Linked DNA regions of Homo sapiens: regions 1, 3 and 4 are each linked to region 2. A link is a loop called in an ENCODE intact Hi-C map of the cell type or tissue named here. Cell type or tissue: dorsolateral prefrontal cortex. All regions are shown on one strand. Region 1 overlaps SGMS1 (sphingomyelin synthase 1). Region 2 overlaps SGMS1 (sphingomyelin synthase 1). Region 3 has its middle 40 kb from the start of ASAH2. Region 4 overlaps SGMS1 (sphingomyelin synthase 1).

What was found. Peaks named below come from ENCODE experiments on the same cell type or tissue, not always from the same donor. Only the 100,000 strongest peaks of a DNase experiment are listed, where the experiment ranks them.
Region 1: a loop joins it to region 2, with 2.2 times the contacts of the local background. A loop is called at or near these places in 26 of 110 quality-filtered maps.
Region 3: a loop joins it to region 2, with 2.7 times the contacts of the local background. A loop is called at or near these places in 18 of 110 quality-filtered maps.
Region 4: a loop joins it to region 2, with 2.1 times the contacts of the local background. A loop is called at or near these places in 16 of 110 quality-filtered maps.

Annotation. Positions count from the first base shown.
Region 1 is chr10:50,363,765-50,371,764 of GRCh38, forward strand. The region is part of intron 6 of SGMS1 (sphingomyelin synthase 1); the gene reads right to left. Among named protein-coding and RNA genes, the nearest start is that of ASAH2, 120 kb to the left of the region's middle. In dorsolateral prefrontal cortex, a CTCF peak has its summit at 4,239; no DNase peak of the experiment used is centred here.
Region 2 is chr10:50,414,509-50,422,508 of GRCh38, forward strand. The region is part of intron 6 of SGMS1 (sphingomyelin synthase 1); the gene reads right to left. Among named protein-coding and RNA genes, the nearest start is that of ASAH2, 170 kb to the left of the region's middle. RefSeq lists a silencer at 3,653-3,932. In dorsolateral prefrontal cortex, CTCF peaks have their summits at 3,755 and 6,953 (motif pointing left); DNase peaks (open chromatin) are centred at 3,083, 3,753 and 7,896; H3K4me3 peaks cover 4,554 bases; H3K27ac peaks cover 7,200 bases.
Region 3 is chr10:50,287,525-50,295,524 of GRCh38, forward strand. No RefSeq gene overlaps it. Among named protein-coding and RNA genes, the nearest start is that of ASAH2, 40 kb to the left of the region's middle. In dorsolateral prefrontal cortex, a CTCF peak has its summit at 4,177; no DNase peak of the experiment used is centred here.
Region 4 is chr10:50,549,482-50,557,481 of GRCh38, forward strand. The region is part of intron 2 of SGMS1 (sphingomyelin synthase 1); the gene reads right to left. Among named protein-coding and RNA genes, the nearest start is that of SGMS1, 70 kb to the right of the region's middle. In dorsolateral prefrontal cortex, a CTCF peak has its summit at 3,518 (motif pointing right); a DNase peak (open chromatin) is centred at 5,108; H3K27ac peaks cover 7,387 bases.

The sequences.
Region 1 (8,000 bases), 51 kb before region 2:
GATCATCTTACACTGAAACCATATAAACAAGCTCACCTCATGCAAAGAGTTTCCAAACAGTTTTATTTGTGCCTACTTTAAAATATGAAAAAAAATCACCAGGTATCTGAAGAAACTCTCTAATAAATATAAAAGCCAGAGATGAAGATAAAAAACAAACAAACTAAAAGAACTTGGAAAACAGACTATGAAAAACTATTACTAACATTTTCAAAGACATAAGGTATCAAAAAAGAACAAGATGGTACCACAAAAAGGAGAGAGAATTTTAAAAAGAGAGCTCCTGTAAATTCCTAGTCAATATGAACAATTCAATAGGAACAATAGAAAAAGTTGAAAAAAAATTTCAGATGTGAAACAAAATGAAAGATGGAAAATTGAGAGAAGAGAATAATAAAAAAGCAATCTAGAAGCCCAAGATCTGAATAGCAGGAGTTCAAGAAAATCCAAGAAAAAAACAAACAAAGATTTAGAAATATTTTAAATCTAAAAAGAGAAAATTTAAAAAAATTATCAGAACTAAAGGAGACATGAGTTGGCAGACTGAAAGTTCATCAAATGTCCAAAAACAATGGCTGAAAGTACACTTTCTGTTATTACCATTCCACACTAATTAATTTTTTTAAAAAGGATAAGAAGATCTTGAAGAATGCTCCAGCCCCATCCTGCTTTTCACTTTCTGGTTGTACTTCCCTCCATCTCACCCCAACCAGAAGGGCTAGTCTCCATCCTTGACCTTCCTTATTAGGACTTTTGTCCCTAACCAGAAGAGCTACTGAGGACCTAAAGCACAAGGACAATGTTCCTGATATCCAAAAGTAGAGTTTTGATTGTACTTCCAATCACAACCTTGTAATGGGCAATAGTGCCTCCTTAACACTAAAGAAGTGATGAGAACAATAACACCATAAACTTTACATACATGTTATGTAAAATAATCGTTCCCTCCAGCTTTTCTAAGGCAATTCAGATTTCAAACATATTTTTCCCTTCTCTCATACACCATCAAAATGTCCTAGAGGATGCAATATTTCAGTTTCTAAATGACTTCTCTCTTAGCATGTTTCTGCTACCCAGTAGTAGTTACAAATTCTTGATCAGATATGTGCTGACGATTTTTACTCAGAAGCATGGCCACTATAAATAACCTGAGGACTTTGGAAGGCTGACTGGGGCACCCAGTCACCACGCCTAACAAAGATAATCAAAAGCAACTAGGCTGAGCATGGTGGCTCACACCTGTAATCCCAGCACTTTAGGAGGCCAAGGCAGGCAGATCACCTGAGGTCAGGAGCTCAAGACCAGCCTGGCCAACATGGCGAAACCCCATTTCTACTAAAAATACAAAAATTAGCCAGGCATGGTGGAGCATGTAGTCCCAGCTACTCAGGACGTTGAGAATCTCTTGAACCCGGGAGGTGGAGATTGCAGTGAGCCGAGGTCGTGCTACTGCACTCCAGCCTGGGCGACGGAGTGAGACTCCATCTCACCAAAAAAAAAAAAAAAAAAAAAAAGCAACTAATTTAAAGTATGTTTTTGGTTTTTAAGTTGGAGACTTTCTAGTGTTGGTAACAAATTGATAGGCTGAAAGAAAAGAACACAATTTCTTGATTAATATAACATATTCTAAAAACTAACTATACTGAAGTTTTTTTTAAAATTTTATTTTACTTTAAGTTACAAGATACACGTGCAGAGCATGCAGGTTTGTTACGTAAGTATACATGTGCCATGGTGGTCTGCGGTACCTATTAACCCATCATCTAGGTTTTAAGTACCACATGCATTTGTTATTTGTCCTAATGCTCTCTCTCCTCTTGCCCCCATACCCCCGACAGGCCCCGCTGTGTGTTGTTCCCCTCCCTGTGTCCATGTGTTCTCCTTGTTCGACTCCCACTTATGAGTGAGAAGATGAGGTATTTGGTTTTCTGTTCCTGTGTTAGTTTGCTGAGGACGATTACTTCCAGCTTCATCCACGTCCCTGCAAAGACATGATCTAATTCCTTATTATGGCTGCATAGTATTCCATGGTATATATGTACTACATTTTCTTTATCCAGTCTATCATTGATGGGCATTTGGGTTGGTTCCATGTCTTTGCTATTGTAAATGGTACTGCAATAAACATGTGTGCATGTGTCTTTATACTAGAATGATTTATATTCCTTTGGGTATATACCCAGTAATATACTGGGTCAAATGGTAAAATATGCTGGGTCAAATGGTGTAAGTAATATGTTGGGTCAAAAGGTGTAAGTAATATGTTGGGTCAAATGGTGAAAAGCAACTGCAATAAAAGCCAAAATTGATGAATGGGATCTGATTAAACTAAAGAGTTTCTCCACAGCAAAAGAAACTATCATCAGAGTGAACAGGCAACCTACAGAATGGGAGAAAATTTTTGCAATCTACCCATCTGACAAAGGTCTAATATCCAGAATCTACAAGGAACTTAAACAAATTTATAAGAAAAAAAAATCCCATCAAAAAGTGGGCAAAGCAGTTAGAGTGGCGATCATTAAAAAGTCAGAAAACAATAGATGCTGGAGAGGTTGTGGAAAAATATAAACGCTTTTACACTGTTGGTGGAAGTGTAAATTAGTTCAACCATTGTGGAACACAGTGTGGTGATTCCTCAAGGATCTAGAACTAGAAATGCCATTTGACCCAGCAATCCCATTACTGGGCATATACCCAAAGGATTATAAATCATTCTACGATAAAGACACATGCACACGTATGTTTATTGTGGCACTATTCACAATAGCAAAGACTTGGAACCAACCCAAATGTCCAACAATGATAGACTACATTAAGAAAATGTGGCACATATACACCATGGCAAACTATGCAGCCATAAAAAAGGATGAGTTCATGTCCTTTGCAGGGACATGGATAAAGCTGGAAACGATCATTCTCAGCAAACTATCAGAAGATCAGAAAACTAAACACCATGTGTTCTCACTCATAAGTGAGAGTTGAACAATGAGAACACATGGACACAGGGAGGGGAACATCACACACCGGAGCCTGTTGGAGGGTGGGGGGCTAGGGGAGGGATAACATTAGGAGAAATATCTAATGTAGGTGATGGGTTGATGGGTGCAGCAAACCACCATGACATGTGTATACATACCTATGTAACAAAACTGCACGTTCTGCACATGTAACCCAGATCTTGAAGTATAATTTTTAAAAAAGTGGGCAAAGGATATGAACAGACACTTCTCAAAAGAAGATATCTATGCAGCCAATAAACATATGAAAAAAAGCTCAACATCACTGATCATTGGAGAAATGCAAACCAAAACCATAATGAGATACCATCTCATGCCAGTCAGAATGAAGTTAAGTTTTGCAGTCCACTGAGGATTATAAATTCTCATTAGCTGGGTAACCAATGGTTTTCCATTTCACTGAGAAAAAGTCTACCAAAGTATGCTTATAAAAATAAATTGGAGTGACTGAGGTAAAAAGCCTAATTTAAGGAACACAACCCTAGGGACTAACATCAAGTTTCAAAATTAGCAACAACTCACAGGCCCAGATAGGAGAAATCAAGTTCAAGTCTACCTCCCAAAATAAATTTCTAATACTTATTTAGATAGCTACAAAAGATCAAACTATTTTCAGACTAGAGAACATGCAAAGGGATAAATTCTAAATTCATGGCGCTTAAATGTATATCCTTTGAGCATTCCTCGCCATGACAGCACCACTTGCGTGCCCACCATGTTCTTTGCTCCCATATATGGTTCTCCCTGTCTCCTTCTGCTGGTCTCCTGGAGGTAAAAAAAGAATCAAAAGATTTTAAGAAAAGCACATGTAGATCTCTACCTAGATCTCCACACCAGTCCCTACCCTTAATGCATTAAGGTTTTCTTTTCCTGACAGCAATTACGTTAATTCTTTGAAAACAAATATCCATCAATCAATTCATTACATCCTTTCCACTCACCGCTGACTGTGACTTCTTGCTTCTAACTAAGATGTGCTAATTTCCCAAACTTCCAGGTCCCACTTTCACTGAGCTTCTCTATTAACTAACTGCTGGTTAAAAGCACCAAAGTTTGGCTCCCTAGAGGATAATCCTTATCCATGAAGTAGGTCACCACTGGATCACAGGATCAGGTTGTAAAGTGACCACAGCTCTAGTTTTGGACTAAGGTAAAATACCACCAGGGGGCAACGCAAAGTCTGTGAAATTACACACTCATCCCAGTGCCCTTCTCAAGTTATACAGCATCTTAGAGATAGCTTCCAATAGATGTCCTGGGACCAAGTGACAAAACTATGTAATGGAATTGCAAGAACTAGAACCCCTGTTTTCTGAGCCATCAACTGATGTGCTCTCCTCTATATCCATGTGATTTTAATGTGCATTTAGTGACTCTACAATTAGTTGTTTCCATAGTTTTTCATGCAAACATACTGCATATCTAAGCTATCTTGCAGTCATACAAGACCATATCTAGGACACTTCAAAGAAATACAAAAGCTTAAAAATTAAACAGCATGTTGTTTTCTAGAAGGACTAATCTCAAAACCATCACTACAAATATTTATTCTTGCTTTATACTAATTTTTTTATTTTTTATTTTTTACTTTTTGAGCCGGAGTCTCGATCTGTCACCCAGGCTGGAGTGCAATGGTGCGATCTTGGCTTACTGCAACCCCTGCCTCTCGGGTTCAATCAATTCTCCTGACTCAGCCTCCCGAGTAGCTGGGATTACTGGCACCTGCCATCATGCCCAGCTAATTTTTGTATTTTTGTAGAGACAGGGTTTCACCATGCTGGCCAGGCTGGTCTTGAACTCCTGACCTCAGGTGATCTGCCCTCCTTGGCCTCCCAAAGTGTTGGGATTACAGGCGTGAGCCACTGCACCCAGCCAATACTAAATTTTAATGAGCTTTCTTCTCTCACTTCCATAACTATAATTCAACATAACAAAACTAGAGCCTTGCAATTAATCAATGACCACTGAACTGTAAAGAAATTATATAAATTATGTAAGTTTTCAAATTAGTTAACCAAAGGCATTATAAAACAATTTGTAAAATAGATAAAAGATTTGAACAAACACGGCCAAGGCTATTTTGCATTAGGTCAAATAAATACTTTACTCTTAGAAAGCCTTGATTATATATTACTGTGGAATGTTACACTTAAAGAACCAAGGTTCAAAATAAGTTATACATAAAAGTGTTCACAAGTTCACAAGCATTTATGAAGTCTCCAACATTAACGTATATATAACATCAAACATATGAACCATAGCTTTCAATAAATTATGATTAAAAACCTGTAGACAAAATACTCCATAAACAAGCCTAAAAGATAAATGACAACAGGGGACAGAATATTTAAAAAATCCATCATACACTGTAAATATGAAGAGCAGATATTTTCTTAAAAATCTGATAAGAAAAAGACTTTACACAAAGATTACAGGTCAGGTGCAGTGGCTCACATCTGTAATCTCAACACTTTGGGTGGCCAAAGCAGGAGTATTGTTTGAGCCTACGAGTTCAAGACCAGCCTGGGCAACATGGCAAGACCCTGTCTCTACAAAAAATTTAAAAATTGGCCCAGTGTGATGGCACATGCTTATGGTCCCAGCTACTTGGTAGGCTGAGGCAGGAGGATCCCTTGAGCCTGGGAAGTTGAGGCTGCAGTGAGCCATGTTTGTGCCACTGCACTCTATTCTGGGTGACAGAGTGAGACTCTGTCTGAAAAAGTAAAATAAAAATAAAAATTACAAATAGGTCAATCACATACATATGCCAAAAAAAAAAAGCAAACAAAAAATCCCATCAACAAATGTGGAGGAAAAAAGTTCAATCTCACTAGTTACAAAAAAATGAAAGACATATTAAAACAACAGCAAGATGCCATTCTTTAGCTATCAAGATGGCAAAGATGAAAAAGGGCTGCACTGAAAAGAACCAGTTTCAACAAAGATCCAAGTTCTGCCAATTCTACCTCTTAAGTATATCATAAATCCATCTACAGTCATGTGTCACTTCACGACGAGATACCTTCTAAGAAATGCATCATTAGGTGATTTTGTCATGGTGTGAACATCACAGAAAATGTATCTGGACAAACCTAGATGGTGTAACCTATTACATACCTAGGCTGTATGGTATAGCCTATTGCTTCTAGATTAAAAACTTGTACAGCATTCTACTGTACTGATTATTGTAAGCAACTGTAACATAATGGTAAGCTTTGTGTATCTAAATGCAGAAAAGGTACTGTAAAAATATGGTATAAATAATAAAAATTGGACACCTATAAAGGGCACTTACCATGAATGGAGCTCGCAGGACTGGAAGTTGCTCTGGGTGAGTCAGTGAGTAAAGTGGTGGGTGAGTATGAAGGCCTAGGACATTACTGTACACTACTGCAGACTGTCAACACTGCACACTTAGGGTACACTGAATTTATTTAAAAGTTTTTCTTTCTTCAATAATAAATTAACTTTATCTTACTGTAACATTTTACCTTATAAATTTTCTAATTTTTAAAATGTTTTGACTCCTTTGTAATAACACTTAGCTTAAAACACAAACGCATTATACAGCTGTATAAAAACATTTTCTTTATATCCTTATTCTATAGGCTTTTTTCTATTTTTTAAATTTTAATTTTTTTTTTACTTAAAAAATTTTTTTTTTTTAAACAAAGACACAAGCCAGGCATGGTGGCTCACACCTGTAATCTCAGCACTTTGGGAGCCTGAGGTGGGCTGATCATGAGGTCAAGAGATTGAGACCAGCCTGGCCAACATGGTGAAACCCTGTCTCTACTAAAAATACAAAAATTAGCTGGGTGTGGTGGTGCATGCCTGTAATCCCAGCTACTCAGGAGTCTGAGGCAGGAGAATCACTTGAACCCAGGAGGCAACGTTTGCAGTGAGCCGAGATCGTGCCACTGTACTCCAGTCTGGCGACAGAGCGAGACTCCATCTCAATAAAAAAAAAAAAAAAGACACAAACATACACATTAGCCTAGGCCTGCACAGGGTCAGGATCATCAATATTACTGTTTTCCACCTTCCACATCTTGTCCCACCAGAAGGTCTTCGGGGCAATAACATGCATGAAGCTGTCATCTCCTGTGATAATGATGCCTTCCGGAATTCCTCCTGAAGGACTTGCTTTATAGTTAACTTTTTAAAATACATAAGTAGAAGGAGCACATTCTAAAATAATGATAAAAGGTACACCATAGCAAATACATAAACCATTAACAGAGCCAAATACTATCATTATCAAGTGTTATGTAAGGTACATAATTATATATGCTATGCTTTTATACGGATGGCAGTGCAGTAGGTTTGTTTAGACCAGCATCATCACAAATGTGAGTAATGTGTTGCACTAGGATGTTAGGACAGCTATTACACCAGTAGGCTATATAGGTTTTTTCATCTGTGTTATAATCATTTGGGACCACCATTGTACAGATAATTTGTCATTGACCAAAATGTCGTTATGCCACGCATGACTCTCCTTTCCATTGTAACCACCATGGTTCAGGTGGCATTACATTTCATCAGAATTACTGCCAAAGCTTCCTCAATACTGCTCCCGTACACACCCTATCCCATCCAAACCCAAACTGCACAAGGCAGCAAGAGAACTTTTAAAACTGTGTAATTCTCATCTTTGAATTATTGCAGTAACTTCCCACTGTTCTTAAAATAAAACCCACACTTCATTATTTCATATTGTACAAGACCATTCCTGCCTTTGTATGGTGGAGTTCTACAACTGCACACTATACTTCAATTACTTTGGACTACTTGTAGTTCCTACCTCACAGACTTTGAACATGCTATTGTCTCCACCTAGAACACCTCCACCCTATGTTTCACATGATGGGCTTCCAGTCAATATTCAGGCCTCCACTCCCATGTCGTCTCTTCAAATAAGCCTTCTCTGAGCATCCTCTCTGACTTAGTACATTCTGTGCTGCTGTAACAGAATTGAAG
Region 2 (8,000 bases):
GAAGACTAGGATCTAATATATACAATTTACTATCCGATTCTGCTTTAAGCACTTTACATGGATTATATAATTTAATCCTTCAACATCTTCAACAGCCCTCTAAGGTAGGTATTATTACTATTATTTGTATTTTATGAATGAAGAAATAGAGGCATAAAGAACTCAAATAACTTGCCCAGAGTCTGGCTTTGGAGTCTCTATTCGTAACCACTATCTACAGTGCTTCAAAGAACGACGCAATTATCATCTCCTTGGTTCCAAATACCCTATCTCTTGTACTGTGTGAAGTTTTTCCCACCAGCTGTACCATATGCCTTTCTCAAGCGACACTATCGACACCTTGCTCAAGTCTGACATTACGCCACTGATCATCCCTCTTTGGGTAAAAGACCTAAACTCATTCATCTATACCGCTATCCAATCCATATTTTTCCATCTTGAGTAAAGAACACACGTAGCACGTTATTAAATGCTCTGATGCCGGCGCCTGTAGTCCCAGCTATTCAGGAGGCTGAGGCAGGAGAATGGCGTCAACCCGGGAGGCGGAGCTTGCAGTGAGCTGAGATCGCGCCACTGCACTCCAGCCTGGGTGACAGAGCGAGACTCCGTCTCAAAACATAACAAAACGAAATGTTCTGATGAAGCAGACATTGCATATCTATGGCAATGCCCTGATATACTTGTCCAGTAACATTATTAAAAAACAAATGAGGTTAATTGGACATGAATAATTCTTAGCAAACATACGCTACATACTGATCATCACTTTTATTTTTGTAAGTGATTCTGACCAATCTTTTAAAAAATGTGATCTACAATTCTGCTAGACACCAACGTAAGTTATGAATCTAAAGTTTTCGAATTTACCATTTCCCCATTTTTGAAAATGGACTCTGTGGCATGCTTCCCCCTCTCCATGACTTTTCCAAGATTACTCCCAAGTGGTTTTATCATCACACTGGCATGTTCTTTCAACATGCTCAAGAATTCAGGTCACTTAAAGCAGTTAGGATTTAGAGTGGCTTAAGGAAGTGGGTAGGTGTTCTGTGTCAACTAGATGGTGCAGGTGATGATGTGGGGCTGTCAGCAATGCCTAGTCCTGGAATATTTCATGGTATTTCATGGTCTTCGATGAAGGTGGCATTATTCTCTTGTATGATGATATGCCCACAGATGGACTCTCTCAGAAATGGATGCTCTGATCAGACACGCTGAGACTTTCTCACCTCCACATAACTAGTTTTAGCTCTCACAGAGTGTGCCTTTCATGAACTCACCATTCTTAAAACAGGTTCAACGCTAATCTAGGTGCTAACGTAAATTTAAAAATATTTCACTTAGCATATAAAATACTGCAGGTATGCACTCACAAACAGGGGATTCAACTAGAGAAAGCCTGAATAGCACTTGTGACACGCAAGAGGAAAATGCACACCCTGAATTAAAAGGTCTTCAGAAAAAAAGCAGAAGAAAGTTACCGGAGTTCAGCAACACTAAGGCGGCCATGTGCATTAACGAGCTCATTAAGAGTAGGGCTTTCTCAGTTAATATTTGAAAGCCGTAGCCTTCTAGAGTAAATGCATAATTCCTTGAACTTTGATAATTTGGCGCTGGGACAATGAGGCACTTTTAAATCACTTAAAAATCTGCTTTGAACCAAGAACCTCCTCTGGATCATTTTAAACAGAAAAATCAACACCATTTTAGGAGCAATTGGAGCCACATAGGAAAAATAACCAACCTTAAATGCTAACTTCCAACATAAACTAAATTAACTAGCTGTGAAATTTGGAGCAGGTAATATAACCTTACTGAGCCTGTTCTTCAACTATAAAACAGGGTCAAAAATACCTCCACCTCTTAGGACTATTGTGAAAACTAAATGAAGTAATGTATACAAAGCATCTCAGTGCCTGATAAAGGAGATCCTTAAATATTCAGCTTTTATACAACTATTAGGTGAAACTAATAAAATTCCAAATTTAATTATCTCTTTGGATTTGAGGCATCTTAGAGATATAATAAAATATTATCCCATTCTCACCACCTGAGGGGGCTTTTTCAACTGTCTCAGTGACTTGAGAACCGTGGGCTTAGGCCATTTCTCCCAAGTTTACATGCTATTTCTCAAAGAGGATTCTACACTGTTACCTTTTACACAGAGCCATTTGATCAGTTCAACTCGGAGCAAAAGGGCTTAACAATTAACCTATGAGCTTGAAAACAGTGTTACTAGGAGCTCATAGGGTAACTTAAAGTTTCTAACAAATTATTTTAATTATTCCATTTAGAAGTGGTTTCTTTCTAGGGAAGTTTCCTTTATAGAACTAAAAAAAAAAAAAAAAAAAAAGCCAGCTGCGAAGAATTTTCTTTCTCTCGCTAAAAAAAGCCAGCTGCAAAGAATTTTCTTCCTCTCTCCATGACAGTCTATCTTTTAACCTCATCACAGTCTCTATCTTCATAAATGCATGTGTAATGATGCTATTCGTGACTTGCTCATTCATATTCATAACTTCATAATTCAGTTTACAAGTCTTCCCACCATCCTTTATGTTACTGGGACGTCTTTAACCTGTCTTTCCTGTACGCAGTCAGTGTTTCTGATCATGATAACTTCCCTGTTGCATTGTGTATATCCTCAGTCGTCACAGGATTCCACTTTCCCTGTCCCCTACTTCCCCAAACTCTTGCAAGAAAATAAGTTACTTGGCATCATACAACTGCACTAATTTCTTATGTAGAAAAGCGGGTTTTTTAAGTGGCTCACTGGACTTATTTCTACATAAATTTAAAAGCGGTAACTCAATTGGATAAAAATGTTATGATAAATATTTGTAGCATTCAGGGTAACAGAATTTAGGTCTCCAGATTTCCTATTTTGGTATAACTACACAAAACAAACACAAAAATAAAATAAAATAAAATAAAATAAAATAAAATAAATGTCATGCATTCTTCTCCATGTATTTATTGACAAATTCCACAAGAGCGATTACCTGGCCACACTAAATAGAAAGCACAGTTATGGAGTAAACACACTCAGTCCAAAACACAGGGGCACGTGCATCCTTGTGGCACTTAGTACCAAGCTCATTCACAAGCCAGCTTCCAACCAACCAAAGGAGTTGCCAAAAGGGCTGTTTCGTACAGGGACTGGAGTTTGAGAAAGTGAGTACTTCCCCAAAACTTAATAACCAATCTGTAGACACAATCCCGTTCTCTCAAAAACTGCCATTAGGAAGACTTGATAACCCCAAACAGAAACCACCCCCTACCCTTGGTTCTCATGCCACGGCAGTTAGCATCACGCAATATAAAGAGCATTTGTTGACTGATCCTACCCATATCCTGACCCACTGCTTCAGCAACTGCACTGAACCTTCTCAGGTGTAAATAGCTAGTGCCTATTTGATCATTAAAGCAGGATGCAGGAAAAATAAAGATTTCCCTTTACTTCGCCGTAGTAGAATTGGCACTGATTGCGGTATTTTAATCGGTTCACACCGTCTGTTAGTGTATTCTAATGAACCACAGCATCTCCGGAGCAACACTTACGGTCTCTCGTCCCCGGAGGCAGTGTCTCCTGGAAAGTTCCTGGGGCACCAAGTTTGCGCGCGGCTCCTCGCGCTCAGGGTGCGCGCAGCCAGCCCTGGCGCGGGCGGAAAGGCGAGCGCGCTGAGCGGCGCGCAGACCCCGGGCGCGGCTCTTGCTGGGCGCCCGCGCCTTGATCGGTCCCGGCGGTCCCGTTCCCCTGCTTGCCGGGCCCTGGTGCTAGGACAGCGGCGCTGCGGAGCCCGGCGTCTGGAGCTGGCGGGCGGCCGGATGCGCCGATCCTCTCCCGGGGGGTCAACTGCGAGCTAGACGCCCAGCCGGACCTCAGAGGCTCCAAGAGCGGGGTTGGCGGGTGTGGCCCGGCAGCAGAGGGTTTTTGGAATGCAGGGTGTGGCCCTCTACCACGGCAAAAAAGAAATGAGTCAGCCCGTTCAGTCCTAACCAATAAGCATGTTCAGTGTCGGTTAAGGCGGAACTTTCCTTTCTTGATTTATACCAAGCTTAGAAGCCTTTCACAGCCTTTTCTTTACGCCTTTGACAACTTCGACACAACTTCTAGAAAAGGGTAGGTTGCCTTTGAAAACGCTTGGGAAACAAGGATTAATCTTACGAAAGATACTTCAGTGGATGTACATTAGTTTCGATTAGTAAAAGTTTTTGAGTTAGGCAGAGATACTGGGTGCAAAGAGGTGGGACCTGGTATCAAAGCAGATTTGGATCAGACCTCTGACACTGTGTGGCCTTGAGTAAGTTAATTATCATCAATGAGGGGGCTAAAATGCCCACCTAACAGTTTACAGATTACAACAGTCCCCCCATATGCAGTTTCTCTTTCTGCTGTGTCCGTTACCCCGCCCCTTCAGTTGCAGTCTGAAAATATTAAATGGAAAATTCTAGAAATAAGCAATGCATAAATTTTAAATTTCATGTCATTCTGAGATTGTTAAAATTGTTATATTTTATTATTAGTTACTGTTAATCTCTTACTGTGCCTAATTTATAAGTTAAACTTCACCATAGGTATGTATAGGAAAAATCATAGTATATATAGGGTTCAGGACCATCGAGATTTCAGGCATCCACTGGGGGCTTTGGAACATACATACCATCTGAAGATAAGGGGGGAACTACTGATTATGTAACAATGCATGCAAAGCATTTACCACAGTGCTGGACAAAGAGTAGGCACTCAAAAAATGCTGTCTTGTCCCTCTGAGTCCTGAATCCGAATCTCCAAAATTGTAAACAAACTGGCTCGTAATTTTCAAAAATTCTTTCCTATGTTAAATATCTAAAGAATTTTAGAGCTGAAATAGTTCTCTGGTATTCCCTGGTCTGAGTCCCTCATTTAAGTGGTGAGAAACTTAAGAAGCTTTAGGTTCAGGATTCTTGAATTTGGTATTCTTACTATACAATAGAAAGTTTATTGGTAGCAAATAGGCTTAAAATTGGAATGATTTCATTTAGGTCACAGGTGAACCTACTTTTAAAAAAGTAAGAGTGATTTGTGGAAATATTCCATCTGAGTCACTGTGCCCTAAACATTATTTTGTAATAAAAATACTTAAAAGAAACTTTATTTGGGAATTGGCAAATTACAGGGGGCTGCAGAAGTGCTAATTCCTGAGGTCCCATTAAGAAATGAGTTGATTGCTATTGCCAAAAGAGAATTTCTAGATGGGAAGAAAAAAATGTTAAGTTACAAATTAAACGTTCTTTGCTTTGGAGATCTCCTGAGCAAAGATCTCTTTGGAGATCTTTCTCATACATGTTTAGAGTCATTCCACAGGCCAAGGTTTCTTGAAAATACTCATTAGCCAAAGATAAGATCTAAAGTGAGATCAGCAAAATGCTGTTCTTTTCTCCAAAGCAGCACGGGAGAGTGGAAAGAACACTGCACAAAAAGCCAAGAGCTCCCTTCCTAGTCTCAGCTCTGCCAGTAAGTGACAGGGTGAACTGACTGCTTCATCTCTCTCTGAGGATCTCTAAGAGTGTTTCCAGTTGGAAACCAAACTATGGTCAAAAGAGCAGAAGCAAGATCGGCCTATAGCCTCACATTTATCCTTAGCAACAGGTACTTAAGTTGGGCCTGTCTCCTAGATGATGAAGCTGTCAAATCTCTCTTGACTCTCATATTCCTCATAAAGGTAATGTTACTCTCCTAGACACTTCAAGTTAAATTCTGGAATCATCTGAGCTCCCTCTTTTCTCTCTTAATGGTTCACTACCAATAGGCGTAACATGAAGGCTTCTTTCATATCTGGACCATTTTTTCCATTCCTGGTTCAGGCATTCGTCCCCTCTGCCTGAGTCACTGAGGTTGAGTGTCTTCTAGCCGCTGTTCCAGCAGGCGGGCCCCTCCCTCTATGCCTCTCAACACATCATCATCATCATCACATGACAAATGTCAAAGTCGAGCATGCCATCATGTCATAAACCTTTTCCTCTCAGTCAATTAAATAATTTTATAGTAGAGATCAAAAGGAACACAATTTGCTTTACGGGCAGCTTTCCTCAAACATTCATGTAAATTAATGTGTATTTTTAAGAGCACTGATATTTTATATTTATGTAATTGTTACAATGAGCTATACTGGCTGAACTGATAATATGTTGGCTATTATATCAAGGACAGCAGCTCTTTTACATGAGAAGACTACATAAAGCTTAAGTGTATATGAACAACTCCATAAACTTAACACTGCAGTCTAAAAAATACAATTGTGTTTGTGTGTGTGTGGACACAGAGAGATACTTTGAGATCTATGATGGAGAAAGGGAAAGGCAGCACAGACAGGAAAGAGAGATGATCTAGTTTGTTAGTATTGTTTAGGATCCAGCCAAGCTTAACATTCAGAGTAGGTGTTCTCTCCAGGAAGAAGGAAGGCTTCATAAATATGTTTGGCTGCAATCATAACTCAAAGCACTTGAAAGATGTTTCCAATAATCCTTATGCTTCAGAAATAAGAACAACACAATGACCAATGTGGTTAGAACATTCCCACAAGAGAACAGGATAACTGGTTCTAGGATGCCTTTGTTGTCTAAAATTAAAATTTAAAGTACACGGATTCTCAACATATAGTTATCAAAAAAAAGTGACGGTGAAACTACGGGTCCAGTGCCATGACATTTATAGGCACTCAAAGCCTTGCCTCTACCTCTGCAACCCCGATCTTAAAAACCCTCTGCCAAATAACCCGCTGGTCCACTCCTTGTTCCCCTAAAGCTGAGGGCACATTACTACCACCATACCTAGGGATAGTGAGTGCTTACCATTTTATGTTGCCTTGACATCCACTTTAAATATAGGTTTAACTTTCTCAGAATCAGGGCTCAGTCACCCTTGACAGTTTCAAATTCCATTCCCCACCTGAATGGCTCCCACTGGTGGCAGGAAATAAAACTGAAGAGACCCAAGTCCTGCCTAGCAGGCTGGGCTCCTCACTTTCCCACCACTTCCTTAAACAGACCGTTCAGACATTTGCTTGCAAATTTAAACTGACCACCTCTCAGTCACAACAGGACCTCCTGGAACTAGCACCTGCTTGCTTTAAACCTACCAATTAAAGCTCCCCTTAGGAAACATATTTGGATAACACACTGGACCCTAATAAGATGGTGGCCCATGGGTCTCTTTATCTCTGCCTGTGCTCCCTGGCCTATGTAGTGGAGACGGTGGGGGCCTCCGAGTGTGCCATGTACACTCGAGGGTCTAAAAATTCTTAACTTTCACATTGTAGTTGGGAGCCATGCTCATCCCTGGTGGAGAGGCTGCCCCAAAGGGACCCATGCAGGTGGCTCCCATGTTGGTGCTCTTTAGTCCAGGCCTCTCAGCTGCTGGGTGGTTACCAGCTAAGGTGACAGAGTTTCATTCAAAGCACTAGGCTCACACCATGCCCCCTGCCTGACAACCTTCTTGCATTCTTTTTAGTACATATCCCATTCCAGACCACTGAAACCCTTTCTTCTCCTAGAACTTTTGTCACTGGCAAAAGCCCTGGGGAATCTCTCCTCTCCTCCAAATACCTACAGATCTTATTCTTTATACTTCCATTTCACAACTAACATAGGATCTTAGCATCCTTCCTTCTTTTTGAGATCCCTGACCTTTCACTCTCAGCAGACAGTGGAAATCCATCTGAGGTAGACGTGTTTCCGAGCATCTGTATCCCCCAGGGCCTAGCAGATTCTGCATAAATAGTCATTGTTGTGAATATAATGATGCTTAAGTTATATAACAGCCACAAAGGAGAAAAGAAAACGTTCCCTTTGACTGCTGACACATCAAGAATAAACAAATATTATAGCTGTTCAAACCAGTTGGCAAGCAGAACCCAAGCAGCAGATGCGTTTCTGTGCTCTTTGTGGCATGTTCCAACAATACAGAATGCTACTGAGACAGCAAATCTGATACTTCCTAAAAGGAAGTGGAGTTTACAAAACAG
Region 3 (8,000 bases), 130 kb before region 2:
TGAAAAGGAAGTTGGTGCCATACCCTCACCTGTTACCCTCTGCTAGGGGAGCCTGTCACAGCCAAACGCCAGCCAGAGGTCAAAAGCCTCCCTTGGCCAATAAGGCGGGTAATGAACACACTTCCCATAGGCCTGACAATGACAGGACTTCGGCCAAACTCAGAGCCAGTGATTTTAGAGAAGCCTTCAAAACAAACACTTTAACAGCCAAATCATGCCTGTTCCAAAAATGATTTTTGTTTCTTAATTTTAGGTTTTTTCCCCCAAAAACATCCTTAAATAACGAGAAGCATTTCTACACATCCCCAGAGGGAAGCCAGATATGTACCTTTTCATGGACACAGGCTCTTCATTAAAAAGAAAATGCATAAGAGGCAGTGTGCTTTGACTGAAACTTCTCCTCATGGTACTAAATACTACTAGAAGAAAGCAATTCAAACTCCACCAGTTCCTTCATGTGATGACACAGAGCTGGCAAGGGAAGCAGCCTTTAGGTGCCAATAAATCATGGTGGCCACATGTGTTTCTGCTTCATTGCTACCCTGTATGGGTACTCACCCTCCAAGATCCCATGCCATGCTATTTCAGAGTCCATCAATACTCCAGCAACCACTGTCCATGCACATCAGGCTTGCAGAATGCTAGAGCAATTATGTTACCAAAGGTTATAAGACGTAAATATGTTTGGACAGAAGTTCAAATAAAGGTTGAGTCTGGGCTTGCCCCGGTTTCCCACCAAGTTGGCCTTGCTGTATCTGGGGCCCATCTTTCCATTAGCTGGGACTTCTTTCTTGGCTCCACAGGGGCCTCCTTTTCATTTCTCTCTTCCCCATTTTTCTCTCTATAAAAACAGTGGTCATTTACGGAGCATTTAGTCTGTACTCACAGGCCATGACTGCCCCACATTATGCTACAAGATAGATTTCTATCTATCTACAAGATAGATAACATTGTCCCTAATTTGTCAAGAAGAAAACTAAGGCTCTGAAAAGAAAATAGTCATTTTCTGTAGGGCACAATGCCTGTAAGTTAGTCATTTTCTGCAGGGCATAATGCCTGTAAACAGTAGAGTTGGGATCTGAACACACAACTGAGTTCCCAGTCCATGCCCTCTTGGATACACCATACTTCCTCTATCTCCTTCTGTAGTTTCTTTTTTCCCCAGGGTAACTACTCTCATTCTTCATAACATGGTAGAGTATGTATATTCACTATCAAACCTTTATTCAGTGCCTCAAACACAAGTTAAACGGGAAGAAGGTGCCTAGCTCATTTCCCAAGCAGAAGTATTTTCTTTGAACTTGTTATTGCCCCTCTTATTCACTCCCCAAAGGCTTTCTGGATCCCCCAGACAAGTGGGTACCTGCACAATCCACTGTGGTCTGCAGAGTACATTTCATTCCCAAACAGCACAATGATAAATGGTAACACTGATTTTAAGGGTTTCTAGTTGTGTTGGTGTAAACTAGAGCAGCTTCTAGGATCAGGAGGCCTCTAGGAGATTAGATAACTCTATTAATGATATGATATGTGCCCTTTCAGAAACTATTCTGAATGATATGTGCCCTTTCAGAAACTACTCTGAGTTTATACAGATGTCCGTCAGATTGTGATGGGATTATGTCCTGATAAACTCATAGTAAGTTGAAAATATTGCAAGTTGAAAATGCATTTAATGTACCTAACCTCCTAAACATAGGTTAACCTAACCTACCTTAAACGTGCTCAGAACACTTACCTTAGCCTGAAGTTGGACAAAATAATCTAACCCAAAGCCTATTTTATAATAAAGTGTTGAACAGCTCATGTAATTGACTACTGTACTGAAAGTGAAAAAGAGAATGGTTGTATGGGTACTTGAAGTGTGGTTTCTGTTGAACTCATATCACTTTCACGTCATTGTAAAGTTGAAAAGTTGTACGTCAAACTATTGTTAAGTCGGGGACCATTTGTATTTGGAAGTGACTATACCTCTCCAAGCACTACCGCATCTTGACTCAAGCCCATGAGAAAAGAGTTGGACGAAGCTCTAGGTGTGAAATAAAGATGCATGCACTATCCTGGTTGAAGTTCTTGCTAGAAATAATGCAAACTAGGATTGTCTACAGGAATAACAACCACTGCTATTTCATACTCACACTGAAAAATGCTTTGGGTAACCCAAATTATTTTAGAACCTATCTTGGGTCATCCAAGCCAAAAAAAAGGCTCATCAAAAAGAATGAGAGAAAAACAATTGACTAAATAGAGAATACTGTACACCATAACTTGACAAAGAATTATGCACCATAACACAGGCCAAGCATTCTAGACTGTAGGCACCTGACATTTTCTCCTGATGTTCTGAGGCTCCTTCTAAGAAATCATATTTGTTACTAACCAATGTCCATAATGATTCTTTATCAGGCCCTAGTTTGGGATGTATCCACGCTGCTCTCAGACAAGTAGAATAGTCAAGAGAAAGAGAGAGAGAGTATTCAGGAGTAGCTCTGCAGTTTGGGCCTTGCTTTAACACTGGGATTTTGTCAAATAAACTATTTTTCTTGCTACAGGCTTATTTCTAATCATGAGGGCCACCTATACCTGGAGTCGAGGACTGCTGGAGATAAATCTCTGACAACCTCATTTTCTCTTTGTCTAAAATTTCCCAATGTACTAGAAGTCTTGATAATCATGAAGTTGCCCAAAAAGGAATTTTCCATCAGACTACTGAGATGGCATTTTGGATAGTCTTTGCCCATCCTAGTCAGAATTACCCCGCACACCTGGGTTACTGATTTACCTATCAAGAGAAAATGGAACTCCAAGGGGGAGTTCTAGCAGGAAGGAAACTAAAAGATTGGAAAAGTGAACTAATTTATGTAGAAAAATGATAGTGAAGGGAAGCTGAGCTTTAGGTTTATGTCAGGGATCACCTCCATGCCTTCCTTGAGGCCCATGTTTTAGATTATGAGATTGCCAGGCCACAGATTTCAGGGTGGAAATTCTTATGTTTATGCTTCTGTCTAAGGCTGAGTTTTAATAGACATCAGACAAATGCAGAATGCAACTTCCAGGCCATTAACACGTCTTTTTGGAGAAGGCTTTTCTGCAGTCTGGAGTAGAAGTAGGAATTCTACTTCTCGAGACTTTCCTAGGAAAAGTCACTCAACAACTTTAAGAACAGGCCTTGAGCACTGTGCTAGGCACTGCAAGGAAACGATATTGAAGCAGAAAAATCTCATAGTGAAACTAGACACATTGAACCACTAACTCATTAGACTCCTAACTTCTCCCTCTTCAACTGGGCTTAATCTGGAAGTTTCTTTCAGGCCATTTCATAAATTCTCAATTAAAAACTTGGGTTAATGAGACATTCTGAGTAATTGAAATTTCTAATTTAAATAGGGCTTATTCAGCAAGCCTTCTTTAAACAGAAAAGTCTTTCTAAAATACCTATTTTACACTTTTGGAAACAGAGCAAAGGGAAGCTTTTAATTATTTCCTTGATGACTAGAAGAGATTCCAATGTCTCAATATTAATGCTCTTCATCCAATGCTAAAGACATATACATAAACATGTACAAGGCGTCAAAGTTCAAGAGCAAGCCAATGGCATTTCTGAGAGAAACTGTTTTTAAGGAGGAAATAATTTCATCTATCTATTTATATTTCTCATAGTTTCTTTTCTTAAAGTCCAAATAATCTAATTTGGTAGAGTACTCATTGATTGAGATTTCCTTTACTATCCTTTGAAAATAGCCCAGACTATAAGTTTTTATGAAGGCAGGCACCCTTGTCTACTTTGTTTGACACCAGCTCCCAATGCTAACACAAAAACATTTGCTGAATGAATGGAGGGAGGTGAAGAGACGAGGGGATGATTAATGTATAAGTGAATGCATGAAAGACTAGCCTTGAAATTCCCAGGGTTCTATGGTCAGCCTCAATCTTGGACATTCCTTATTGTCAGCCCATTTTTATTCCTTTATTACCCAAGAATGCAACTGAAGATAATTTGTGAAATCCCAAGGGCCTGTGAGGCCAACTAATACAAGGATTAGGAAAGCAAAAATCAAAGATTACAACCACTCCACCCTCCAAAAGAAAAAGAGCAGAACCATCCATAGCCATCAAAAACCAATGAAGAGGTATATTTACAAGTGCTCTACAAAGTTAGCCACAGGGGGATGCTAAAGGCTACTGGTAAAGTGTCATGCTTGGAGCTGGCCAATACTTAGGGCTCCATCATGTGATGTCAAAGATTTTTTTTTTCATAAGCCCCTAACCAGATTTTAAATTTATCACCTTGAAAGAAAACCCACAAACCACAAAATAATGTTCTACTCTCACTATAAATTAACCTTCCATGAAAAGCCTGGTGTAATTGGGGTATCACAGAGCCAAGAAGTAGTGCCATGTTCCAATCCATCATCACAATGGAGACCCTTATCATTCACGCAGGGACAATCCACAGAGGCCTAGTGAGAGTGAATACCGATCCATCAAAATGCTTGACAGCTTCTGAGAAATGAATTATACATCAGTATAGAGTTGACCTCAACTTATTTCCACAAAAGTGTTTTATTAAACAAAGACTAATAGAAAGAAATTGGGGCAAAAGAGAAAAATATATAAAAAAAAGATAATACCAAGATCACAAATACATACACTAAAATTCAGTACAGTTGTTAAGAATGGACAATAAATTAGACTCAGTTTCCCAAACACCAAAGCAAAAAAACACAACACAATCAGTATAAAATTTAATGTTCATGAGACAGAATCAGTTGCAGAGAAGAAAATCCAGTTCTACTTCCTATGAAGGCTAAGAAAAATCTCTGCCTATGTGATGTAATATAGTATGTAGTAAACATATGGACCCTCTTCAATGAGATTTTGTTGGTTTGATTCACTTAAAAGATGGATTATTATTCAATGACTATTAAAAGAGCCACACTTGATGTTCTGGCCTGATTGGGACTGTTGGTGTGGTGATGGTGGTGGTATAGAATATCTTGGAGGAAGTGACTGGAAGCTATCCTTCATAAGATTCCATATGGGTTATAAGAGTAACAACTGAGTGTCGGATAAAAATGCAGCACCTCAGCGTGATGACTAATATTTTGATTCTGTACCAGAGGTACTCCATGCCAATTAAAAAGGCAGATCCATTTCTGCCTTTTTACAATTCAGAAGGAAAGATCAAAACTGACACCCAGAGATTCAAGTGCCCACAAAACACTCTGATGTACTCTGCAGTAAAAATAAAAATAACATTGCCATAGGCACTCCCAAATATCTGGCTGTTTGCAGAGCTAAGAACCCCACCACAAAGGAAGTTACCTCAGAGGATGGAACTTGCTGTTTTTGACATATGTTACTACACTTCAGCATATATTCATGGCACCCATCATTGTTATAAGGTATATTGGGGTTTCATTTTCAACTTGCTCCTTTGAGAGGTACTATTTTTTCCCTGATAAAGTTATTTCAAGAACATGCATTTTCATAGAGCAGTATAGCTGAAACCGTCTTGTGTAAATTAATAGTTGTCCATTAGACACTTGGACTTGCATACAGCTGCATCCTGGGTCCTCTCCAGGAGTCACAATGCACATTAGCACATTAATGACTCCGACAAGTCTTACAGCTAAGAAACCTAGAGAATGGCCTCAAAGTTCCCAATGCAATGTTAATTAGAAGATAACTGAATGAAGCACCTCCATTTTCCACTTCAATGCTAATTTTTTTCATGTTCTTCTGGACATCTTTTGTGTTGAGAGTTGGAAGTCATTAAAGCAGACTGATAACGACTTATAGTTCAACTGTTGTTAGGACATAAATTTGTATACCTAGTCATTAAGGATACTCTGCCAATAACTGCTTATTGTTTCCCAAACTTATTTGACCATGCAAACTGTGTCATCAAGGTCTTCTGTTTTCAGCTTCAACATTTAAAGAGCTTGGGAGTTATCACTGTCATCCTTACAATAGGAAGAAGCTGAGCAAACTGCAAAACAAGTTTTTTTGGACCCATCATGGAAATGAAGTCATAGGTACAACCACTGTTCCAAAATCTGGAGAGAGAGTTGCATTCAGAGTCATGGGCAAGATCTGCTTACACGGAGCGGAAGCCGCTAGAGCCATAAACTAATAAGAACACCTACATGGTAAATGACAAATTACTGGAGGTTGCTCCTTGTACTTTAGCCCTTTCTAGTCTTCCCATCTGACTCAGGGAGAAAAAACCGTCAGCAGGCATCAAGGCTTCAAGGAAGCAGACAAAGAATTCTGCAGTCATGGAATTTATGTAGAATAGAGGATAAGAGGAGTGGGTTTACTACCACACTCATGAAGGTCAAGCCTGGAGAAACAGACCCACTAAAAGACAGATTCATGACATGGTTTTAAGATGGCTGACCAGAGGCAGCTGGTACTTGCCTCCCCCACAAACAAGAACCAAAATAGTGAGTATGTAATCATACTTTGGTCACCTATGAGAGAACACTGGAATTCAACAGAGAAGTGACAGGAAACATATAAGGCAAAGGAGGAGAAGGAAGTGAGGCAGCATGCTCAGCTGGGGGACTGAAGAATCTCCCAATTGCGGTGAAAGAGAAAGTGAGTGACTCTCAGCAGTTCACATTCCCACCACAGACTCCTGCAATTCTTGCCACAGGAGAGTCCTTCAACCCACACAGGCCCTGAGACTAACATAGGGAGCTACCTAGAGATTTCTTGAAGGAATTGCTCCAGAAAGGAAGCTCACACCAGGTCCCATGCCCACCCCCAGTACTAAGCAGCTATAGCAAAGCACTATTTTGAGAGCGCAGTCTCCACCAGAATGCCCTGGAGCCCAACATCTCCTGCATCTTCACATCCCTGGAGCCCCACTGACATCCCACACACACAGCAGGGAGCTGCTGCTGTCTGGCACTGCCAGGGCCAAAGTATGAGCCATAGGCAGCAACCCCACCACCCCCAGTAGCAGGGCCACCATGCATTTAAAAATGCCCTGAGGAAAGCCTACTCTGTTTATATGGCTGCCAACTGTGGCCAAAGAGTGTGCTCCTTAGTTGCCTGTTTATGCTTCTTCTACTGCCACTGAAAGCAACCCTCTCCTCCCCAGGAGCAGAGCCACAGCACAACTGTTGCCACTCCAACCTAAGCATTCCTCCAAGAGCCTGGTGATTGCCCTGCCTCTGCCTACCATAGCCCATTACCACACACACCACTGGGGGCCTGAGAACAGGTGTGCTTAGCCTGGATCCACCCACCCCCATGCCCAAGCACAACATCTAGGGGCCTGGGATTCCCCCGCCCCATCAAACATTGTTGGCATCTAAGCATTCCTTCCAGGCTCTTGAGGATAGGCCCACTAAATCTGCTGCTAATACCACAGCTGGTATGCACCACTAAATGCCACCTAAAGGCCTGGAGACTGGCCTACCCAGCCCATTGCAGCCACCAGCACCACCAGTACAGGCTGCTTGGAAGTCAGAGGATTCTCTCACCACTGCTACTGCCATTGCCCATTCCACGCCTGCTGCCCAGGCACCTGGCCCACTTCTGCAACTGCTGGCACCTGAGATGGCCACCTGTGGGGGTCCAAGAATCAGTCCCCCTGGACCCATTAACACCAGGGTCAACATATGCTGCCCTGCAAGGATAGGCATGCTTGGCTTACTGCTGCCACCATTGGGGCCTAAGTGCAGGCTCAACTGCTGTCCCTGTCTCCAGCAAAACTTTACCACAGCCTTCACTAACAGTATTCTAAACCACTGAGTAAATCAGACACTACTGGTGGTGTTTATAGCCAAATAAATTATACAGAGATTATACTACTGCACATACCCAGAATCAAAGCCAAAGTGCCCTGCTCAACCAATACTATAGATACACCTTCGGGAAAAAGTCATTCCCAACTAAAAGGCAAATGCAAACAAATTTAAGGAGTGACTGTTACACCAGATGCACAGATACCAATGTAAGGATGGAAGAAGCATAAAAAGGCAATG
Region 4 (8,000 bases), 130 kb after region 2:
GCTGAATGATGAGGACACATGGACACAGGAGGGGAACAACACATATTGGGGCCTGCCAGAGAGGGATGGTGGGGGAGGGAGAGCATCAGGAAGCATAGCTAATGGATGCTGGACTTAATACCTAGGTGTTGGGATGATACATGCAGCAAACCACCATGGCACACGTTTACCTATGTAACAAATCTGCACATCCTGCACATCTATCCCTGAACTTGAAGAAAAAAAGGTAAAAAAAATTCAGATCATTGCACTAATTTGGTGACTCTGCTTTTCTCTTTATAAGACATGCAGATTAAAGTGTAGTCACATGTGTTCTCCCAGGTTTATGCAAAAGAAATGAAAAATTTTAAATGCCAGGAGCCAATCAAAAACAAATAAGTATTCCCAGGATTATTAATTCCATACAACCGAGGCTCAGCCAGAATTCCTCTCTGCCATCAATTATCTCAGAAACACCACAGCTATTAAAAGCTACATAAACCACCATCTAAAAAAGATAAAGCAGAAAGTTCAACGGGAAATAATTTTGAAATTGACTGGAGACACCACATAAAAATCAAATTAAAAATGCAGACTCCATTAACTTGGATTCTGTGACTTTCCAAACTGGGTGGAGTTTAAGTCCACCTTTCAGTCTTTTCCAAGAAAAGGAGACTGCACACATTAGTAAATACAACAGGCAGAGTAGATATTTTAAGACAATCTACTTTTTTAAATTGTATACATTTGCTTGTAAGCAAACAGACTGCTTAATCACTAACTTTCTTTTCCCTAAGAAGGAATCTAATCTATGCAAAAATCCTTGGTAGCAAATAATAGGCCACTGCTTCCTGCCTCTTTTCATTACCTCACCAAGCACCCATTTCCAAATTTCCCAATGAAGCAACTGCAAGTTCTAATCCCTCTATCTAATTTGCATGAAGCTGCGGACTAGCTATCCTGAAGCACAGCTTTTATCAGCCCTACAATACACCCTTCCTGCCAAAGAGAGTTAACATGCCTTGGACTGGTTTTCAAGGCCAACACCTCTGGCTCCAGCCTTATCTTCTACTGCCCTTCCTCCCAGCCCTCTCCAGCAGCCAGACTCCTATACTATCTATCCCGGAACCTTGACTTAAAAAGGCACACTCACCAATCTGCTACCCTGGCATGCCCTGAGATTGTACTAATACACCTGCTTCTCTGACCCCTCCTCGTCAACCTCCTTTGACAACTTTTACCTCTGCTTAAACCCTTGAACTCCTTGGAAAACTGGCTGATTCTAGGTCTGGGGCAAGCAAATATTCAAGATGAGCCTGAGCATCCTGGAATGCCAGAAAATAAGGACGTACTAAAACATACACACACTGTAAGAACTCCCGAAGGCCAAAGCTGGAACAACTTGACCAACCAAATAAATAATGTAGTATTGCATTATAACCTGAAGCATAAATTAAATATCCATGAATCCATACTAAAAAATAAATCATTGATTAAATAAATGGGAGCGAATATGCAAACCTTCTGTGCAGAAGAATTCAAAGTAATTTATGTAGACATTCCAACCACAAGGAGAAGCGTAACTTCTCCCTACTCCTTTTGTGTGGGCTACATATAGTGACTTCCTTCCAAAGGGCACAGTATGGAAAGGGTGAACAAAAGTAACTTGACAGTGGAGAAACCTGCCAAACACTAGCTCAGCTTGATCAGGTGATCAAGCTCAATATCAACGTGAGCAGTCATGTTGGTACTATGTACTCTAGATATAATACGATGAAAATGGCACTTCATTTCTGTGATCTTCCTCACAAAAACCCATAACCCCAATCTAATCATTAGAAAAGCATCAGACAAATCCCAATTAAGGGACATTCTATGAAACACCTGACTGGTACTCCTCAAGACTGTCAAGGTCATGAAAAACCAGCAAGGCCTGAGAAACAGTCACCGTCTAGGGCTCAAAAGAGACATGGCAACTAGATGTAATGTGGAATACTGAATGGGATCATGGAAGAGAAAAGGGACACTAGGTAAAAACTAAGAAAATATTTAAAAATTATGACTTGAGTTAATAATAAGATATCAATATTGGATCATTAGTTATGAGGAATGTTTCATATCGATATAAGATATTAGCAGTAGGGGAAACTGGATCTGGGAATATGAGAACTCTGTACTATCTTTGCAACTTTTCTGTAAATCTAAAAGTATTCTAAAATTAAAAGCTTATTTTACAAAACTGTCTTTGGCTCCTCTCCCTCCCATACCCCATACCCAGGCTTATAGTAGATTCTATGTCCAAAATGTCTTTCTGCTGTTCCCTTCCCTCCCATTCCCTCTGCCATCCCCCTGTTCATTGTATTCTCCGATCCATCCTCCACACAGCTGCTGGAGTAAGCTTTCTGACACACAAATCTGAAGATACCACCTCCCTGATCAAAACCCTTTCATGGCTTCCCACTACTTATATCAGGGTTGGCAAACTTTTTGTGTAAAAGCTCAGATTTTTTAAGCCCTGCAAGCCTATCCCCTACTCTGCTATTATAGCACCAAAACAGTCACACGCAATATGCAAACAAATTGATGTGGCTGTGTTCCAATAAAACTTTATTTATAAAAACAGGCAGAAGGCTGGATTTGGCCCACAAGTTACAGTGTGCCAATCCTTGGTCTAGAGAATCAAGTCCAAACTCCTCAGACAGGCACGCAAGGCATAACCCACATTATCCCTGAATCATTTAATTTTGTATATTTATCTTGGTTTTATTCTGTCCAATCAATTCCAAGCATGTTTAAGATATTAAGTAACAAAAAGTCAGTTAAAACACACTCTATGCCTTCAAAAGACTAACAGGCAACAAGTAACTCAACTCATGCTTCCTAAGGCATCTTCAAGTATTTTTTGATATGTAAGTAGACATACCCTTTAAAAAGAAGTGTTTTGTAATCAACTAAGTCTGAGGAATCCTGGGTTTGACAAGGTTAAGCAGCTTTCATTGCCACAGGAATTCTCAAAGCCTTCATTGTGCATTGGGAATCTCCTTAAAGAGGGATATATTACACAATGACTCTCAAGTCTGTTTGACAACAGAATTCTTTCACATTTTTAACATCTGTGTCCTGCAAAACAGTTAGGAAATTGTTGACGTTAAGCATACTCCTACAAGGCGGACTGAAAGTTCTATTAATATTTGCCACTGTAGTAGGCTAAATAGTGCCCCGTCCCCCGCCAAAAGATATCCATGTCCTAATCCCTGGAATCTGTGAATGTTATCTTACATGGCAAAAAGGACTTTACAGGTGTGATTAGGTTAATGACCTTGAGATGGGGGGATTATCCTGGTGGGCTCTAAATGCAATCAAAGGTATCCTTCCTTGTAAGAGGGAGGTAGACAGTGACCTGACACCAAAGAGAAGAGAAGAAGGCAGTGTGAACACCAGAGCAAAGATGGGAGTAGGGCAGCCACAAATCAAGGGAGGCTGACAGGCACCATAAACTGGTAGAGGCAAAGATCAGATTCTCTCCTAGAACCTGCAGAGGGAGCACAGCCCTGCCAATGCCTTGATTAAGTCACCACATTTGTGGTCATTTGTTACAGCAGCTACAGAAATGAAAACAACCACGGTGCCAATCACAGCCATGGTGTTGTGATCTATGCCGACACTAAATATTCTTAAATGAAGTCACGTTAATGTTGTCCACAATAAGCTCACAATTAGCCTTAGTTAGCAAGGTTTTATCATCCACTTAAGGGAAAGAGTATAATTCAGTGGTTAACACTCTGGACCTGGATTTAACCCCTGGGGTTCAAATCCCAGCTTTAACATTTATTAGTTAAATATACCACCTTGGTCAAGGTGTTTAGCCTCTTTGTTACTCAGCTACTTCGTCTGTAAGATGGGATGATATTCATAGAGTTGCTCTGTGGGTTTAATGAGACCATGCACAAAAAGTACTTAGTATATTTCCTGACTTTACAGTAAATAAATGAAAACTCAATAAAAGAAAACTATTATTACATTATAGTATTACTGATTTTTAAGACAAAAAAATCTTTCACCCCAAGCTACATCTCATCATATTCTTCTATTTTCAGTTTGACAAATTATAAATCTTTACCCAATTTCTAGCTTGGGGCATTTAAAATGACCTCAGCAAGGTAAGGCAGGTGGAAAAGTTCATGCCTGCGTCTCTGAACCACTGCTTTTAGGTATCTGACTCAATAAACTATGACAGCTAATAGCTCCAAGACATGTGCTTCATGTGATGTGCTAAATTCACGTCACTCACTGAAAAGCCTAAAGTTACTCTTCTTGCATAGGTCATCTACATTAGTTAAATCAAAGTGCCAACAAAGGCCCATTTGCTAAATTATAAGCTACTGATGCTCCACTAGATAGTTTTTATCTTAATATTTAGTTATACTCAAAGCAACAGATGAAATTATTCAGATAAGACCCAATAAAGGAAAGGCACAAGGCACCTGAAAACAGAAGGGACACATAGGGTCTTGGTACAATATATGAAAGTCTTCCCAGCATGTCACCCAACTCACTCTGCACCTACAATCACCACCTAACCGTCACCTACTGCCACATCCCACAGCATCTCCAGCCTACACAGGTGACTTGGGAGTAACCATACATCATGCCTAATTAAAAATATGGGATCACCATTAGTCAAGAGGTGCTTGAGACTCAGAGCTTTGATTCCTAAAAACTTTAAGAGCCTTCTATTAAAACTGAAACATCCCTAGAAAAAGTAGTATTTTAATTCTTTATTAGTTACATACTGCAGTACTCATTGTCAGTAAATACACACAAAAACCCGTTCCGGTCTGTCAGTCAGGGAAAGACTATCCTGGAACTCACCAAAACCTCATTAAGGCCTACTAATTTCAGAAAAGCAAGCCTAAGCAAATGAAAAATTTAAACGTTAGTGATTTTTAAGAAGCACAACCTATATATTTTAACTTTAAAATATGAGTTGTAAATCCAAATGTCAATGGAGCCAGGCAGGGAAGACAGTTCCAGCTGGCAGGTATGAAAAAACAAAGGTTCCCTGCTAGTGCAAGTGGGAAGCGGCCTCTCAGCCCAAGCCAGCTGCTGCTAGAGGGAGTATGGCATGCAGGAGCAGGCTGCAGCCACCCAATGCAGGCACCGAGAAGGTTCAGGGGCTGGCCCCACCACAGCTCATCTAAAATGATTGGCTTTCTAGTTGCTATTCTTTTAAAATTATAAAAGTCATATGGGTGAATAAATTTAGTTCCAAGGGATATAAATTAAGAAGTAAAAGTCCTTCCCTTCTACTCCCCCAATTGCTAACAGATTACATCACTATGTATTCTTTTTCTAGACACACAAAATGTTCTACAAGTTGCTTTTTTCACTCAACAATATGTCGTGGACATCCTTCCACATCAGTACATTCAGATCTACTGCATTCTTTTTACCAAAAGCAGTTAGAGCACAGAATTTCAATGCTGGGAGATGCCTGAGAGGCTCTAGGCCAACTCTTTCCATTTAACAGACAGGGTTCCCAGAGGTCCTGGACACCTCTAACCATATAGGAAAGAAGCCAGAGCCTCCCCAAATGGGGTCACGCCAGCAGGTGTCACCAGCATCATGCCCTCATCTCTGCTATTCAAAGGAGCCTGAGCCTCAGCAAGAAAGAGGCCAAGGCTTCCCACGTGGCAGGTGAGAAGCAAGGGAGACAAAATTATCTTGGAACAAAGTAATGAATTGTAATCAGTGAAAAGCCTCACAAACATGAACTCTGTATTTTTTATTAGCAAATACCTAGAATCACTCTAAATTCATCCAAGTAACTCAATTAAAATATTAAAATTCACTTACCAGTCATATTCTACCTAGTTCCAAAATACATCTGGATTGGAGTCAACTCAGAATTGCATAAAGTTCACCATCTTCCTGCTTTGAGGCCTTAAAGAAACAGGGCAGGACCTGGCTCACAAATAAGCTGCTTATCTGAGCCAGCCAGAAGATTCCAATTACAGGGCTTCATGGGTACATCCAGAGCTGCAGCAGTGTAATAAGGAATGCGGTTGAGGCCTCTGCTTCAAAGATCATTCTTATACAAGGAAACATTTATTAAAAGAGGGAAGAACTGTAAACTTCCTATTTAAAATGTTAATTTTGTTAGTGACTCAAGGTACTGAGAAGCTAACTAAGTATTCAGACCTTCAGAAACTCCAGTTTAGCTCCCAAATATAGAAAAATCTCTCTATCTAAAGATATAAACTCCCTGGAGGCCAAAGCCTTCCTGCATGGCTAGCTTTTAAAACATTTTAGGAAACTTGACCTCAAACTAAAATCAGCATTTCAGCAAGGGTTACTTAGAGCCTTTGAGAAACTATATTTCATAAAAACACCAATTTCAGAAATATGTTGTTCTCTACTAATACACACAATTTGCTTTGTAAAAGAAATGCTTAGTCTTTTTCCAGTATTCTTTATCTTAGCTCAACGGAAAGACCATCTAATTGCCAGGCTAAAAACAGGGAATATTCCAGAATGCTCTCATTTTCCCCTCTCCTCCATTCCCAAAGGAGATGCATCACCACCACACCTACCCACCCTGTCTCTTGACTGTTTCACTTCTCCAACCCTTTGGTTTGGATTCTTACCAAATCCCAGGGGGTCCATGACAACAGCCTCCTAATACAACTCTCGGTCACCAATCTTACCTGTCTCCTAGCTGTTCCATACAAAACTGTAAGAGTAACCTCATTCATTCATTTAACAAATAACTACAGAGCCTCTACTATGCAACAGGCAGTGTTGCAGCACTGAAGATAAAGCAGTATACACAACCACTGCCCTCAGGACCACCCCACAGTAGTGTCAGACAAGTGCTAAGTGCCATGGAGGAAACAGAAAGCAGGCAGAGGGCCAGAGAGTGCTTGGGGGCTGGGTTATTTTGTCTAGAGTGGTCACCAAAGGCCTCATTCCAAAGGGGACATGTGAGCATGTCCTAGAGGAAGGGGAGTGAGCAAACATGTCAGGGGAAGCACATTCCAGGGAAAGCGGAAACAGGTGTACCACAGGAACATGTGCCAGGTGTATCTCAGGAGAGCAAGGAGGCCAGAGTGAATGGAGCACAATGAGCCAAGGGAACAATCATCAGAGGTAAGATCAGAGAGACCCCGTAGGCCCGCACAGACGCAGCAACAACTGAGAAGTTTGTCTGGAGTGAAATGAGAACAGTGTTTCTGTGTAGTAACTCCTTTCCAGAATTTAGTTGGAAATTTATAGGTTTTGCAGAATCCCTAGAAAAATCAGATGAGAAACAGCAAAAACAGTATTATAATTTTCTTGCTTGCTTAGCAATCAACATCAAGTCCACTGACAAGTCCAAAGCAAGCACAGGAAATGCCGTCCTGCAGAGGTAAAGGTTAAGGCCAACATTTCCGAGAACTGAGACAGGAGTGTGCAGAAGAGAAGAGCCCCAATCCAATCACTCAGTCTTCCTTGTAGCTGTTCCCATGTTCTAAGCGTGAGTTCGATGTCCTGTCTGCCGCCAAGGGTGAGTCAATATTGCAAATAAAATTAATATTAATAAGCTTCACATAGTAGGCTTTATACAAATACTGATTATATGCAGTGCTGTTAATCTTTCTAGAAGATCCAAATGTTAACACGATCAGATAATGCTCATAGGCATTTTCCAGTGCTTGAATATTCACTAGGGTACAGTTCTTTGTAAACAGTACATGTAAATACTATTGAACTTAGTATCACTTATTTATTAAATAATTTTTTAGATATTCACAATAATGAATAAAGAGCAAGAAGAATGTTGGAAGTATTTTAAAAAGATAAAGTAACTCAATTAGCTTTTTGCTAGCTATGTTTTAATCACAGAAGTATGAAGCATCATTATTAGTCATTTGGAAAAAGAATTCTTGAGTGATATGCTTTTAAAAGAAATTAGTAATAAATTGCTTACACATAGGAATAAAGATCTAGTACTGCCCACTAAATATTTAAGCAATATTAGT